Linked DNA regions of Homo sapiens: region 1 is linked to region 2. Evidence: chromatin loops called from intact Hi-C (ENCODE). Cell type or tissue: lower leg skin. All regions are shown on one strand. Links, peaks and the distances in the headings refer to the core of each region. The heading gives the core; the rest is flanking DNA.

Region 1 (7,697 bases), core at 3,383-5,882, 110 kb after region 2:
AATAAAAATGGAAGAAATGAAGGATATATGGAAATTAAGTGCAATACACTAGAAGCTTTTTGTGGGTTTAAATGTTTTTCACAAAATAAAAAGTCTAACTTAAAAAAGCCTTACAATAATGCTGGATATTTCAAGCAACCACAATCCCTTATCTAAAATTCTAAAGGTCAAAAGCTCTGAAAACTGAGTTTTTAAAATAACTTCTTTGGCAACAAAGCCCCACCTGAACTGCCATAAGGCTCTTTATGGCCTCGATTTACTCCCTTGCTATGACTACGCATATGCTTTGCTGCAGAAGTATCAATGTCCCATCATTCAGTCAGCACAGTTTCACTGACAGTGGTTTATGTGCCCGGCTCTGGGCCTGGTACCAGGGAGGCAGGGCCCTACTCTTCAAGAGCCCAGAGTGGAAGGGAGCGAATACCCAAGCTACCATGAGATCAGCAGAACCCAGCACAGGCCTGAGGGTGGGGGAAGATGAGGAGCAGGGGCAGAGAAGGCTTTCTGGGAGATGGGATGCTTGTTCACCAGATGAGTGGAGAAGGTAAGTGAGGACACTTTAGGTGGAGTGCAGCATGGAAAAGTGCTTGGAGGCTTAACAGCCTTACTTATTTGGGAAACTTAAATCAATTGTCTGATAGGAAAGACAGGGGAGGAAGGAAGAGAAAACAGGGCCAGGTCACGGAACTGAGCCTCTTAGCATGGGGTTACCTGCTTTTTTGATCCTGAAGTTCCCAGAGAGCTACTGAGGAGGTTTTGTTGCTACGGAAGATTTAATACAGAAACACACACACACACACACACACACACACACACACACACACACACACACAGATAGATATGAGGTAGGCAGCTTCTAAAAGGGCTCTCAGTAATTCCTGCCTCCTGGAATACTCTTGGGTAATTCCATCCCCTTGAGTGTGGGCTGGCCCTAGTAACTTGTTTGTAATGAATAGAATACGGCAAAAGCAACAGGTTGTCATTCTGAGATTAGGTTATAAAAGACTCTGGCTTCTTTCTGGCCTGCCTCTTGCTCCATCGCTCACCCACTCTAATAAAGCCAGTGCCATGGCACAAAACTGAGTGTGGGCTTTGGCCAAAAGCTATCAAGGATCTGAGAATTCAGTCCAACAGCTCACGAGGAACTGAATCCTGCCAACAATCACGTGAGGGCACCTAGAAGTGGTTTCTTTCCAGTAGAGTCTTGAGTTGCCTGCAGCCCCAGGTGACACCTTGCAACCTGTAAGAGTCTCTTTCGGAGATGGAAAACCCAGATTCGTGATCCATAGAAACTATGAGATGATAAATACCTGTTGCTTTAAGTTACTGAGTATCAGAGTAATTTGTTATGCAGTGATAGGAAAAATATTTTCTTCTGACAAAGGTAACCATCATCTAGAATTTTGTGTTTATTATTCCCTTGGTTTTCTTTATCATTTTGACATGGATATATGTTTGCCTAAACATATTTTGTTGCGTTTTGCCAGATTTTATACTTAACTTCAACAGAATCATGCTATCGGTATACTTCTGTGACTTGTTTTTCTTATTCAAAATTAAGTTCCTGAGACTGAGCCACATTGATGATATAGTTCGTTATGTGACGTGTTTCCGCATACTCCTGTCCATGGACTCGCAGAATGCTTTCAGTGTTTTGCTATTGCCACCAGGCTGCTATGAACATGCTGTGTGACTCCTAGAACACAGGAGTCAGGATTTATCTGGGGAATTATAGGCCTAGGAGTGAAAGTGCCAGTTTATATGTTATAAGTATTTTCAACTTTAGAATATAGTACAAATTTTTTCCCAAAATGCTGATACCACTTAACACTCCCAAGTAGAGTACATAAACATTTCTTTGTTCATATCCATTTGATATTGTCTGATTTATTACATTTTGCCTTTTTGATAGTTGCAACATGACATCTCATTATGATTTTAATTTGCAGTTTCCTAATTATCATACTATTAACATGACCATTTTTAACATGTTTATTACATATCAGGTTTTATTCTCCTGTGAAATACTTATGACTTTTGGCCAGGTTTTTACTGGAGTGTCTTTAACTGATTGATTCATAGATATTCTTTATATATTCTATTTCTATCCCTCATCAGTCATCTGTGTGGAAAATATATTTTTCCAGTTTTTGAATTATCTTTTCATTCTTTTTGGAGTACTTTGAGAAAAAAAAGTTTTGAAGTTTAACATAGGCTCACTTATCAATCATTTTTAATATCTTTTTAAAGCACTTTGAATATCTTGCTTAAGAAAACCCTTTCTCTCACTCATTTGTAGACTTTCTCCTATATTTTCTTCTTCTTACAGTTGTAAAAGTTTAGCTTCTCACATTTAAGTCTAATTCATCCGAAATGGCTTCTTTTAGTATAGCATGAGGTATCCACCAATTGGATATGAATATTTAATTCTATATTTTTTCATATGGATAACTTTGAAACAGCACCATTTTGTTGGATGGTCGATCCATCTCTCACTGATTTGCAATGTTGTCTCTGACATGGTCACGTTTCTTCATAGGTGTGTCTCTGTTTCTAGGCTCTGTCTTCTGTTTCATTATTCTAGTTTATATCCCTGTACCCAAACCATACTGTCTTAGTTACTCTAACTTTATAATAATAATGTTACTGTATCCTATTCTTCTTCTTTGGAAGCATCTAGGCTATGCTGGTTCTTTGTTCTACCATGTACATTTTGGAATTATTTTAACAAATTCTAAGAAAAAAGCTATTGAGCTTCAATTTTGTAGAACCAATAGGTCTATTAGACACAATTGGCATCATTATAATACCAAGGTTTTCTAACCATAACAATTCCTATCCATTTATTTGGGACTTCTTCAAAAGTTTTCCAAAAGAGTTATAATTTTTTCCACATTTTCTTCCTATATTTTCTGAGCTTTATGTTCAGCTATATGATTTTTCATGGTTGCTTTTATAAAAAAGGCATTATTTAAAATTTATATTTTGTTTCTTGCCTACTATAAAATACAGTGTTTTCTATATATCCTGCAATGTTGTTAAACATATATTAATTCTAATAATTTACCTATGGATTATTTTCTGTTTTCCATATTGATGATCATAACAGCTTCATTTCTTCCTTCTTAATTGTTTCTGGCTAGGACCCTAATTATGATATTGAATAAAAGTGATAAAAGCAGACGTTCTTGATTTGTTCTTGATTTTGAAGAAACTACTATAATATGTCACTTTAAGTATGATGTTTTCTATAGGTTTATTGAAGATATTTTCTATCTGGTTAAATAATTCCCCTTCCATTTCTAGTTTGCAAAGAGTTTTATCTCGAATGAATATAACATTTCACTAAATGCTTTTTCCACACCTGTGAGAATCATGTGGTTTTTCTTCACTAATCTGCTGATGTGAAAAATTTACACTGATAATTTTTTAAATGTTAACTAACCTTGTATTACTGGGATTAACCCAATTTAATTATAAATTTATTATATTTTTAAAAATGCCATCAATAAATTCCTTTTGCTTTGAGCCTATCAAGTTCATGAATGAGATTGGCCTGCAATTTTTCATACTGCCTTCTTGTTCCTGCTTTTGCAATCAAGATATAATAATCAAAAAATGATTAAAGAGTGTACCATTATTTTCTGTTTTCTGGAAAAATATACGTACATTTGCAATGATCTGTTCCATAAGTGGTTGATGAAACTTGATGGTTAAAATCTAGGATTTCTGGGTGTGCTATGAGAAAATTTTAAACCACAGATTAAATTTCTCTTCATAAGCCAGTACTAATTAATTTGGCAAGTGATTCTCATGAACTTGTTAATTTCATCTAAATTTAAAAAATGCTTAGTATAATATTTTGATAATCAACACAGTTAAGATGAGTTACATTTTTTTGAAACAGAAATAAAAAATCTAGTGGCTTCAGCTGGTTTCATTTTTGTTGTATAATGGTAAGATCAAAGGTTGGTTGTCTAGAGTGGTACCGTTGCTCCACATTGCTATCTGGGATGATTTCTTTGTCTTGCTGCTTAGTCATGTCCTGTGTGCTTGTGACTACCTTGTCACAGGTTGCTTGGCCTCAAGCATGATGACAGCATTCCAGGCAAGAGGGAGTAAAAAGGTAAAGGGAGTGAGATATGGTCCAAGTAGAGATAGACATCTAGCGCAAGGTTTCTATTTTATAGCTGAAACTGCAAAGGCAAATGCACTAAGTGGTAGAACATATCAAGCATTTGAAAAATCAGGGGAAACTAGTATATAGAGATATAAGCTCTATCACAGCTCTAGAAAAAAATTAACAAATGGCTGAGTGATTAGCAGGTCATTGAAAGCCAAGTGTGAAAGCCAGGGGGGCTTCTTTAGCAGCACACAAAGAAGGGCTCATCTCTGCAGTGGGAGGGCAAGGAGACTAAGGACCAAGCCTAGGATCTAATCATCAGAGCAGACCAGCTCCAAAGATTGAATTCCCAACCAAAGTAGGTCTGCTATGCCCAGGCCAGAGCTCTGATTGGGAAAGAATGGGGCACATGTGACAGAGTCATCTGAGTTGATGCTTCTGAAAATCTTAAATGCCTACTCTAGTGCTGACAAGTGGCACAATAACAAAGTCACCACAGTGGCAGAGATGAAGGCTCTGCCTGGGCCCAGCAGCATGGGCTTCCACCCGTAGAGGCTGATCGAGCTATTGCTGCCACCAAGTGGCCAACCTTCCAGCAACAGAGACCAATGCTAAGCCCCAGACATGACACCATTCCTTGAGGGGACCAGGCAGCCAGGAAGTGGGAAGTTGACTATATCTGTCCTTTTGCATTAAGGAAGGGCCAGAAATGTGTTTGGACAGAAATGGACACATATTTTACATATGGGTTTGCCTTTCCTGACAGCACCTCCATCTGAGAACTTACAGAAAATATGACCCATTTGCACATCACATCAGACCAGGGGGCCCACTTTCCAGGGAAGGAGGTATAGGAGCAGGCCTGTGATCACAAGATCTACTGGTTATATCACACTTACCACCCAAAAGCTTCTGACCTCATAGGCTTGCAATGGCCTGCTGAAGGCACAGCTGAAGTTCCAGTTCACAGGTGACACTGAATCAAGATGGGACACTATCCTCCAGGATGTTGTATACAAACTGAAAACTATTAGGTGGATCTGCATCCCCAAAAAGAGGAATGCATGCATCCAAAGGGGTGATTCCACCTATCACCTCTAGCTGGTGAGTTTCATCTTCTTGCAACTCTGGGCTCTGCAAACTTAGAGGTCTGGGTCCCCAAAGAGAGGAACACTTATGCCAAGAACCCACTTGAACCATAAGCTGCATCTGCCACCTAGGCATGTCAAGTTCTTCATGGCCAGCAGGCAAGAAGAGGGGTCTTCATTTTATCAAGGAGAATTGGCCCTCATCATTAGGAGAAACTTATGGTTTTCTGCTGCACAATGAGGGTAGGGAGGAATAAAGGGGAACCAGAAGATCCACTTGGATCCCTCCTGGTATTCGCTTTCCCAGTTTTGATGGTAGCTGGGCAAGTGCAGCAGATCTGTCCTGAGAAAGGTATGGTGACCAGACATTGAGACACTGCAGAGATGAGTGTCTGCATTGTGTCATCATTTGAACCACTAAGACCAGCATAAGCGTGACCTGAGAGTGGGGGAAATCTAGAATAAACTGGGGAAGAGGGAAGCAATGAGTATACTTGTAGCTTCAAGATCAGCTGCAATTTTCCTCTTAAGTTTCCTTCAGCAAGAGCATCCCACTGGAATTCCCGTTGATAGTGTTGTTCAAATCTTCCGCAATACACTGGAGAGGTGGATCTGGACTATAGTGGACAAGGAATGGCATCACATAGATCACCATTTCAAGAAATCTATTCTTTTCCTCTAAGTTGTTGCATTTATTGGCATAAAGATCTTCACATTTGCTTATTATCTTATTATTTCAGTATTTGTAGCATTGGTAGTATTTGTCTCTGTTTTATTTATGATATTGCTAACTTGTGTCTTAGTCTTTTTTTTTTTTTTTTGAGGCAGGGTCTCACTCTGTCACCCAGGCTGGAGTACAGTGGTGCATTCACTGCAGCCTCAACTTTCTTGGACTCAAGTGATCCCTCTACCTCAGCTTCCCAAGTAGCTGGGACTACAGGCACATGCCACCATGCCCAGCTAGCTTTTAAATTTTTTGATGGAGATGAGGTCTCACTATATTGCTCAGGATGGTCTCGAACTCCTGGGCTCAAGTGATCCTCCTGCCTTGGCCCCCAAAGTGTTGGCATTACAGTCTTGAGCCACCACGCCCAGCCTGTCTTATTCTTTTTATCAGTCTAGCCAGGGTTGTATCAACTTTATTAATCTTTCAAAAAACCAGCTTTTAGTTCATGAATGTTTTACACTTTTTATTTTATTGATTTCTTTATTATTATCTTTATTATTTCCTTTTTTCTATTTAGGGATAAATTAGCTCTTCTTTTTCTAGTTTTTTAAGGTGGGAGCTTAGATCTTTTATTTTATACTTTTCTATTTTTACCATTAAAGCCATTTATTTCCCTTTAAAGCACATCTTTAAATGCATCCCACAAATTTTGATATGGTGTTTTCGTGATCATTCAGCTCAAAGTATTTTCTAAAGAATCTTATGATTTCTTCTTTGACCCATGGATTATTTAGAAGTATGCTGTTTAACTTCAGAATATTAGGAGGGATATTTCAGGTATTTTTCTGTAATTAATTTCTGATTTTATTCTACTTTAAATAATACTCTGTATTATTTAAATCCTTTTACATTTATTGAGACTTCTTTTATGACCCAGTATATAGTCTATGTTGGTGAATGAACCGTATGCATTGAAAAGAAAATTTTTTGCTTTATTGGATGGAGTATTCTATAAATGCCAATTAGATCAAGTTGGTTGATAGTATTGTTCAAATCTTGTATATCTTTACTGACTTTTTGTCTATTTGTTCTACCACTTATTAAGACAGGAGTGTTGATGTTTCCAACAATAGTTATGGATTTGTCTATTTTTACTTTCAGTTGTAAGCTTTTGCTTGGAGTATGTCTGCTTTATGTGATGTTAATATAGCCACTTAGCTTCTTGTGCTTAGTGTTTGCATGGTATATCTCTTTTCATCCTTTTATTTACTTCTAATCTCTCTGTGTATCTGTATTTAAAATGGGTGCATCTGCATGTTCTCACTTATAAGTGGGAGCTGAATGATGAGAACACATGGACACATGGCGGGGAACAACACACACTGGGGCCTGTTGGAGGGGCAGGGAGACAGAGCATCAGGAAGAATAGCTAATGAATGCTGGGCTTAATAGCTTAATACTTAGGTGATGGGTTGATTTGTGCAGCAAACCACCATGGCACATGTTTACCTATGCAACAAACCTGCACACCCTGCACATGTATCCCTGAACTTAAAATAAAAGTTAGGCTGGGCGCGGTGGCTCACACCTGTAATCCCAGCACTTTGGGAGGCCAAGGAGGGCGGATCACAAGGTCAGGAGATCAAGACCATCCTGGCTCACACAGTGAAACCCCGTCTCTACTAAAAATACAAAAAAATTAGCCAGGCATGGTGACCGGCGCCTGTAGTCCCAGCTACTTGGGAGGCTGAGGCAGGAGAATGGCGTGAACCCGGGAGGTGGAGCTTGCAGTGAGCGGAGATTGTGCCACTGCACTCCA
Region 2 (7,697 bases), core at 3,446-5,945:
GCTTATCCTTCCCTACTCACTTGAAGTTAGGTGTGGCCATAAGACTTGCTAAGGAAATGGCAGCAGAAGTGATGTGTGTTACTTTTGCTTGGAAACTTTAGGAGCCAGTGTGAATTTTGCTGCCTTCACTTTTCCATTAGTCACCATTAGGGGCTGTTCCTTCTGCCCTGGACCCAAAGTGAGGACACACTTTGTGGAATAAAGCCTCCTGCTGAACAGCAATGAGCACACAATATGGGCAAAAACAAACCTTTGTTGTTTGAAGTCAGTGAGGTTTGGGGATTGTCTGTTACAGCAGCAAAACCTGGGCTATCCTGACTGGTATAGTTTCCTTCTCTATAAAACAAGTTGTGTGAAGATTGAATGAGATGGTACATATAAAGCTCCAAGGCAGTATGTGGCAATGGGTATCTGTTAATTCCCTCTCCCATTCTCAGCCTCTATTTCCCCAACTGTAAGAAGCTGTTAACTTGCTCTGTTTTAATGATTGAAAATGCTAGTTAACCTATGAGATGTTAATGGAAAGAATTTTTGGAGTATCCACAAAAACCTGGATATATTGTCTTACATGTCCCTCTTACCACTCTGGCTTTGATGGGGAGGCTGAGAAGAGGTGGTGGGAGGTTGGGGACAGAACTCCAGCCCTGGGACAGGGCTGAGGCCTCTGGGTTCCTGAAAGAAGCATCCGCTGTGGACCAAATATCCCCAAAGGCAGGGCTGCAAAGGGCCAGAGAGTGTCAGGAGGAGGTCAGAAGGGTCAAGTGGCCTGACAGCTGCTGAGCACAGAGGAGGCACCATTTCTCCCTCAGGCCAACAGATGGAGGGAGTGAGGCTGTGGGGCGGAGATTCTCTGCGATGAAAATGTGCAGTTGCCACAGGACGTGAGTTAAGACCCATTTAGCAACACCGATTAAGGAGCTATAAATAGCACCTGGGCTCTCTCACAGGCCGTAAAACACTCTTCTCTGCACTGCTCCCAGCCTGTGACCTGCCCTGCTTAATTGGGGCTCAAAATAAAATACCTGGAAGGCCGCTTTTTGATGGAAGGCCCTTGTTGCCATGGTGACCAGTTGCTGGGACCAGGGTGGGGCAGAGGCTTGATACAAGGCTGCTGAGATGTAAGATGGGGAGGAAGAGGAGGAGGAAGAGGGGAGAGAAAGGGAAAGTGAGAAAACAATGATAAAGATTACTGTGGAAGTCTAAAATCCACATCACGAGGCCGATGGAAACACCAGCTTCTCTGCCTGTAATGGCTATGAAAAATGGCAGCCTCACCCAGCTGATGGGCTAGCAAATGAGGACCGCTGGCAAGGAAGTGGATCTGGCTGGCCCAGGGTGGGTATGGGAGGCAGAGGAGTGAGTTTCAGGCCTGGCTCAGTCCCTGAACAGCAGGTGAGCTGGAGCTGCTCCCCACCTTCTCTGGGCCTTTCCACTGTAAGATGAGGGGTGGAATGAGAAGGTCTCTAAGCTAGGACTAACAACTGAGCTCCCACCATTGTCAAGGAGAAGGCGGAAGCTCCATGTGCTGAATCACCTCCAAGATATATGAAGTGATGGAAGCAAGGTGCATGGCAAGGTGTGAGTGGACTGCTGCTGTTTGTGTATTTGTGGGAAACACCTTAGAATACACAAGAATCTGACAGCATCGGTTGCCTCTGGGGAGGGTGGCTGAAAACAGGGGTGGGAAGAAGACTGATCACTGTCATGTTTTAATAAAACCTTATAAATGTATTCAAAATAAGTAAAATCTAAATTTAAAAAACTGGACTCCAAAAGGCCCAGGTTTTGATGAATGAATAAATACCAGTTAGAGCGGTGGGGTCACCCTCCATGATCTGGTCTCTTTGCTGACTGCTCTCTTCCTCGTATGCACCTTGGACTTCTCACAACCTCCTGAGTGCTGCTGTGCAATTTAAAGCCGCTGTGCCTTCACACATGCTGTGCCCTCCCCTGAAATGCTGCTTTCGGTCTTCTCCATCTAGGGAAAGGGATACTTGAGTCTTTAAATCTCAACTCAAATATTCCTCCTCTGTCTGCACTTCCTCGATGCCACAGCTGACCCAAACACCTGATATTCTCTCTCTCCTCCACGCCTCCTGCACTACCCAGAGCCCTTTATTAATGCTCATCTCACTGAACTATCACTATTGTTACTTGTGTGGCTACCCGATAAACTAGGGGCTCTTTGAGGCATGGCCTCGGTCTGATCCTAGGGAGTACCCCAGGACCTAGCACAGAATGCTGCTCAGTAAATGTTCTCCATCTCTGAGAGATCAAACACACACAGAACATCTATCCCAGGTGGCTCCCTGGTGGTCTATCCACTAAAAATTAAGTCTTTTCTCTTATTCCACCTCCTGCTTTGGCCTCATCTGAATGCTGGGAAAGTTAATTTTTAACATTAGTTTGAGCAAAATACAATTAGGAAGGGAAGCCCTGCAGCAAGAAGTGATCTCAGTACATGCGCCCAGCAGCACACAGTGAAGGGCCTGGCTGCTGCTCTGCCCACTGCAGTAATTGATTTTGTGGGTTATTCATAGCAAAGGTGTCATCGGGGCCTTCACCTTGGCTGCCTCTCTGTCTGCCTGCTTGGGAACCCTGTGGTAACGAGACTCCCACGAGAAGGGGTTGCCAGGCAGAGGCTCCTGAGCTCGGTGATTTAACTAGCTCTGTGAATTCAGTAAGACTCTGACCCTCGCTGGCCCCCATTCACAGCAGAAGGGGCTTGCACCAGAGTCCCTAAGGCCCTGCCCACTTGGACACTCTATCTGGAATTTTAAACATTAGCCCAAGCAGGACAGAACAGCGAAAGAGGCCACCGCAGACAAATAAAAATCTTTTATTTTATTTTTTTTTTTAAGACAGAGTCTCGCTCTGTTGCCCAGGCTGGAGTGCAGTGGTGTGATCTCGGTTCACTGCAACCTCCACCTCCTGCGTTCAAGTGATGTTCGTGCCTCAGCCTCCCAAGTAGCTGGGATTACAGGCTTGAGCCACCATGCCTGGCTAATTTTTGTACTTTTAGTAGAGAAAAGTTCACCATGTTGCCCAGGCTGGTCTTGAACTCCTAACCTCAGGTGATCCACCTGTCTTGGCCTCCCAAAGTGCTGGGATTACAGGCCTGAGCCACTGTGCCTGGGCACAAATAAAAATCTTCAAGTCAATTTTAGAGACTAGCAGAGGGGATGTAAGGCTGTCCCAATAGTTACAGGATGATATTCACATGCAAGACAGACTCCCAGAAGGAAACTCAGAAACCTAAGGGACTACCTTTCTTCTTCAGGGCTGAGTTGAAGGCATTGTTGAAACATGTCTTCACCAATACTGTCCTTGCCCTGGATGGACACATAGTGGGGACAGGACAGAGGCCAGGCCCAACTCTGTTTTCTCTGTCGCTGAACAGACTCTTCTCGTCTTATTTATTTTTTTCCTAAGCCTTTTGCATTCCTATGAACACACCTTTCCAGTGAATGAAGCGACATTACCATTAAGATAGTCTTATCACTCTGATTTACTCAAAAGATAAATAATGTATGAACTTCCATTCTACTAACTTTTATGTTAATTACTAATGGATTTCTGATGGTTTTGCCTCCAGCATCCGTCACCTGCCCTTTAGGTAAAACATTTCAGATCCCTTGGGGAGTGTGTTTTTCCTGAGGCTTTGCCCCATCCCAACCCCAGGCGTGGAGCCTCTGACCAGGCTGAGCCAATCAGCACATTCCAGTCCAGTGGCCACTGTGACTGACTGGTTCAGGGGTGAGCCTGAGATCCCAGTGGGGCCCATGAGAGTGGATTCCAGGACTTGTGCTGGGCATGGCCTGCAATAAGAAGGAGCAACAGGTGGACCCAGGGCCTCCTTGAAGTCATTTGGGGACCTGAGAAAGATGACCCCATACAGAGGCCTCTAGAATGTGTATGTAGGAGGGGCTCAGGAGTGGTGGTCTGTGAGATGGGAGATCTAGGAAACACTGTCTGCTTAGATCCTGTTATTTCAGGTAGGTTGAGGGTGTGGGGCCTAAAGCCCCATAAGACACCCCTAAGGTGCCACTAGACACGAAGGAAGAAGAGCTGAGAAATGGAGAGAGAGACGTCAGACCCTGCCAATGGTGTTTGAACCTGGGATTACAGGTGAGGCTAAAGCAACTACAATTACTCAGTGACAAAAGCACATATATTCCTTTTATTAACTTAAGGCAGTTTGGGGTCAGGTCTTCTGTTCCTTATAAAAGAATACAACTAACAAACTACTTCTGCTGTGCTAAGCCCATCCTAGACCCTGAACTTGGTTTCTTGAACTCTGATCGGAGGTAATTCCTGATGGATACCCTAGGGTGTGGTAGAGGGTCTCTGGTCTGGTGAGAAAGGCATGGGGTGAGAACTGCCCTTAAGAGGACTGCAGTCAGAGCAGATCCCAGGGAGGGTGAAAAGCCATAATGGGATACCTGAGGCCAGGCCAAGGTGCACACTTAGAGGAGGAGGTGCTGCCTTCATGGAGTGGCCCGAGGGCTCCAGAAAGCCTTGCCCCACACTATCTCCCCAACTGGTACCTCAAAACCCACCTGAGCATTTTTCTTTGAGTTCAGTGCAACATAGGAGGACAATAAAGAGGGAATGTCCAAGTTAAAACGGAGTCTCCAGGGACACCAGCCCACACAGGAGCTGCAAAAAAAGGATCTGCCACCTAGAGGGCTGGAGTGGCTGACTCAGTGCCACCACGGCCAGTCTAGGGCAGAGCACAGACTAGAACCTCTGAATTCTCACTTCCAAATTGTAGTCCCTTCCAATGGCCCATAGCTGTTGTCTTTGCTCTTGATTTACATCCCGTTATGCAAAATCTGTACCACCAGGTGGCGATGTAGTTACCACATGTAGTGTGGAATTTTAAGTGGCCATCACGGATTCTCTTTTATGAAAGTGTATCTTTATTTCATCTAAAAGATAATAAGCAGTTTACCAGGAAAGGGAGATGGAAAAGAAATTTTTTTAAAAAACGTAGTAAGCATTTAAAACTTTAATCTATTTTATTATAACTTTGAAGGCAAAGAAAAGAATTATGATTACTTACATTGTGTCTTCTTTATTAATTACTTGCCTCTTCCTAACCCTGTCAATGAGGGAGTGGAGAGAAGCCATACCTTGAAGTCAGACCCGCCTGGCTTTGAAATTCAACTCTGCCGTGTATTAGCTGTATGTCTTCGGCAAGTCACTTCTCTTTGAGCTCAAATGATCCATCTGTAACAATGGATTCAATACTACGCCAGACAGGGCTGCTGCATCCTCGGGGGGCAGCATATAGTAGGTGTTTGATAAATCTCAGTTAAATGAATGAATGAGGTACCTAGTGGAATGCTTGGCATAATATAGCAAGTACCCAATAAATGAAACTTATTACTAGAGGCAAAAGGGAAGCAGATCTACCAATGAAATTATAGGCCATGGGCAGTAAGAAATGGGGCTTTGTAGGGGATGTGGGAACTCAGTGGGAGGCCAGGAATCAGCGCAATGGTGACTGCCCACTGGCTTACTGCACAAGGCGGATGCTTTTCAACTTCAGTGTGTAACATCCCGTTTCACCACGCACCTCAGCCTCAAAGCCCTTCTGGAATCCTTTCTGCCTTGCAGTGAAGTTCTGAAGGAGAATTCCCATCCACCCTTTTCTGTGAGCCTTTCTGGCCTCACCTGTGAAAAAGAGGCTAAAATGGTTCCTGAATGTATGGTGCTAAAGATATTTAAGGAACTCAGTCTCCTCATTCATCTGACTCCATCCGCCTTGTGGGCTGAAGACTTTCCAGACTCAGGGCCTCATTCTCTACGTCTGTAAAACCTGCAGGCGGCTTGGATGGTACCCATCCCTTCCAGAGGTGGGATCTTGGGTGTACTCCTACCCCTCAGGCTGACAGGCCTTCCCAGGGGCACAGAATTCTTTTAAAAGGAGCATTGGTTCACTTCAAACCTCCTCAACTCTAACGGCGCAAATTCTGTGACGCTTTATTTTTCCCAGCTTGAATGGGTAGACCTAGCACCTCATAAAGTGACAAGGAAAATATTTGGCTGGTTTCGTAAACCGGGGCCACAAAGGCTCACTTGTGATGGGCCGGCCGCGCAGCCTGTGCTGGCTCCCAGGACGCCCTGGCAGGCCCTGCCCAGGTCTGGGCAGCAAAGTCTGCAGACACCACTGCCTGCCTGACACCGGCCACCTGTGTGCAGGTCACGAGGTCTGGCAGCCTTTCATTCCCGCCTGGCCATCTCCTCCCACAGACTTCCAGAATCTAAGCTGCCAAAAACAACCCCAGCCATCTGCCATGCAGAGGAGATCCTTGGGGGTGTGTCTGGGAGGCCCTCAAAGAAGCTTCTGTGGCTGGTCAGTGGCAGCCACCTGGGAGGTGTCTGCAGCGTGTCCAGGTCACAGTCTGGCCCCAGCAGGCTCTCCTCAAGGAATCTACCCACAAACTTCCCTCTTGCCAGTCTCATGTACTTTCTTCCCCTTCCCCAAGAAATGAAGCACATTCCAGCCCCTTGCCTTTGCTCCTGCCACTCCCACTGCCTGGAGTGCTTTTCCCCTGCCCTCTCCCTCCAGCCCATTCCTGCCCCATTTCAATGCTGCACAAGGTCCTCCTCTCGGCCCAGTCCCTCTGTCATTCTGCACCCGCAGGGACCTGCAGGCACTCCTTGTCTGTACCCCTCACTAGATAATCACACCCTTCTAGGGGCTGCTTTATAGTTTAATGCTGGTATTATTTATTTCACTGCTGAGATCATTTCACTGACACCTCATTTATTGGAAACTGTTGGGGAAAGCTTTCTCAACATGAGTGAATTTGTCGGATCAATGGTCCTTTTAAGTGACGAACCTACTTTGAGCATGATCTCTTTGGGTGGGAATTTTTCTAAGACTCATTATTCCCTGATCTTGAACTAATCACCCTAAACATAACTGAATCCATTCTGGAGGATTCAGAATTAGAAGGAAAAAAAAAAAAAAGGTCATTTTTGGTACTACAACCTTGCTCTGCCTGGCTCCTGAGGGCTGGGCCTCATGCCCCTTTGCTGAATGGCTCCGGACAGCTGCACTTTAAGAGTTCTTGTTTGCTGTGGCTGTTCTGTGTCCCTCATGTGGGTAGGCAGTTCGCTGTTGGAGGGTTGCGGCTGGTGTGCCTGTCTCTGGCCTTACCTACCCTACATTCTCATTTGTGGTTTGTTGTGCGGAGGGAATGGGAGGCAGGTAACCAGGGAGGTATAAATGAACTGCAAGCAAGTAGCACCTGAGAAGACCTTTCTTTAATATACTTCAGGACAGAAGCTGATTCCTTCCCAGGCACCAACTGAGTCTTTTCCATTCATTTTCAGGGTCAGGATTGTGTACAGCTGAGGGCACCAAAAGTGTGTGCTGTTCCGATGCTGCCATTTCCTTGGGTTGATGAGTGAGCTGGATGGGAAGCTCTTTGCTCCCTGTCGTGGGGCCCCTCTGTGTCCACACTGTGCCTGACCTGGAGTAGCTCAGTAACAAGTCCTAGTTGACTTGCCTTGGGGGATGTGGCCTACCCCAGGGTTCACTGTTATCAGCTCCTGCTTTAGAATTAATTGTGCCTTGAAAGGGCATGCTAGGTCTGCAAATGGAGCCAGCTCAGAGGGGGACATGGCTCCAGGCCAGTGTAGGCTGCTGTCTTCAGAGGCTGCCCCTTTGCCACTGGGATTCC

The links. Peaks named below come from ENCODE experiments on the same cell type or tissue, not always from the same donor. Only the 100,000 strongest peaks of a DNase experiment are listed, where the experiment ranks them.
Region 1: a loop joins it to region 2, with 2.5 times the contacts of the local background. A loop is called at or near these places in 95 of 110 quality-filtered maps.

What each region holds. Positions count from the first base shown.
Region 1 is chr3:140,997,228-141,004,924 of GRCh38, reverse strand. No RefSeq gene overlaps it. Among named protein-coding and RNA genes, the nearest start is that of SPSB4, 50 kb to the left of the region's middle. RefSeq lists a silencer at 4,616-4,795. In lower leg skin, for the core only: a CTCF peak has its summit at 4,637; no DNase peak of the experiment used is centred there.
Region 2 is chr3:141,103,116-141,110,812 of GRCh38, reverse strand. The region is part of intron 2 of SPSB4 (splA/ryanodine receptor domain and SOCS box containing 4); the gene reads right to left. Among named protein-coding and RNA genes, the nearest start is that of SPSB4, 56 kb to the right of the region's middle. RefSeq lists an enhancer at 7,350-7,697. In lower leg skin, for the core only: no CTCF peak of the experiment used is centred there; a DNase peak (open chromatin) is centred at 4,832.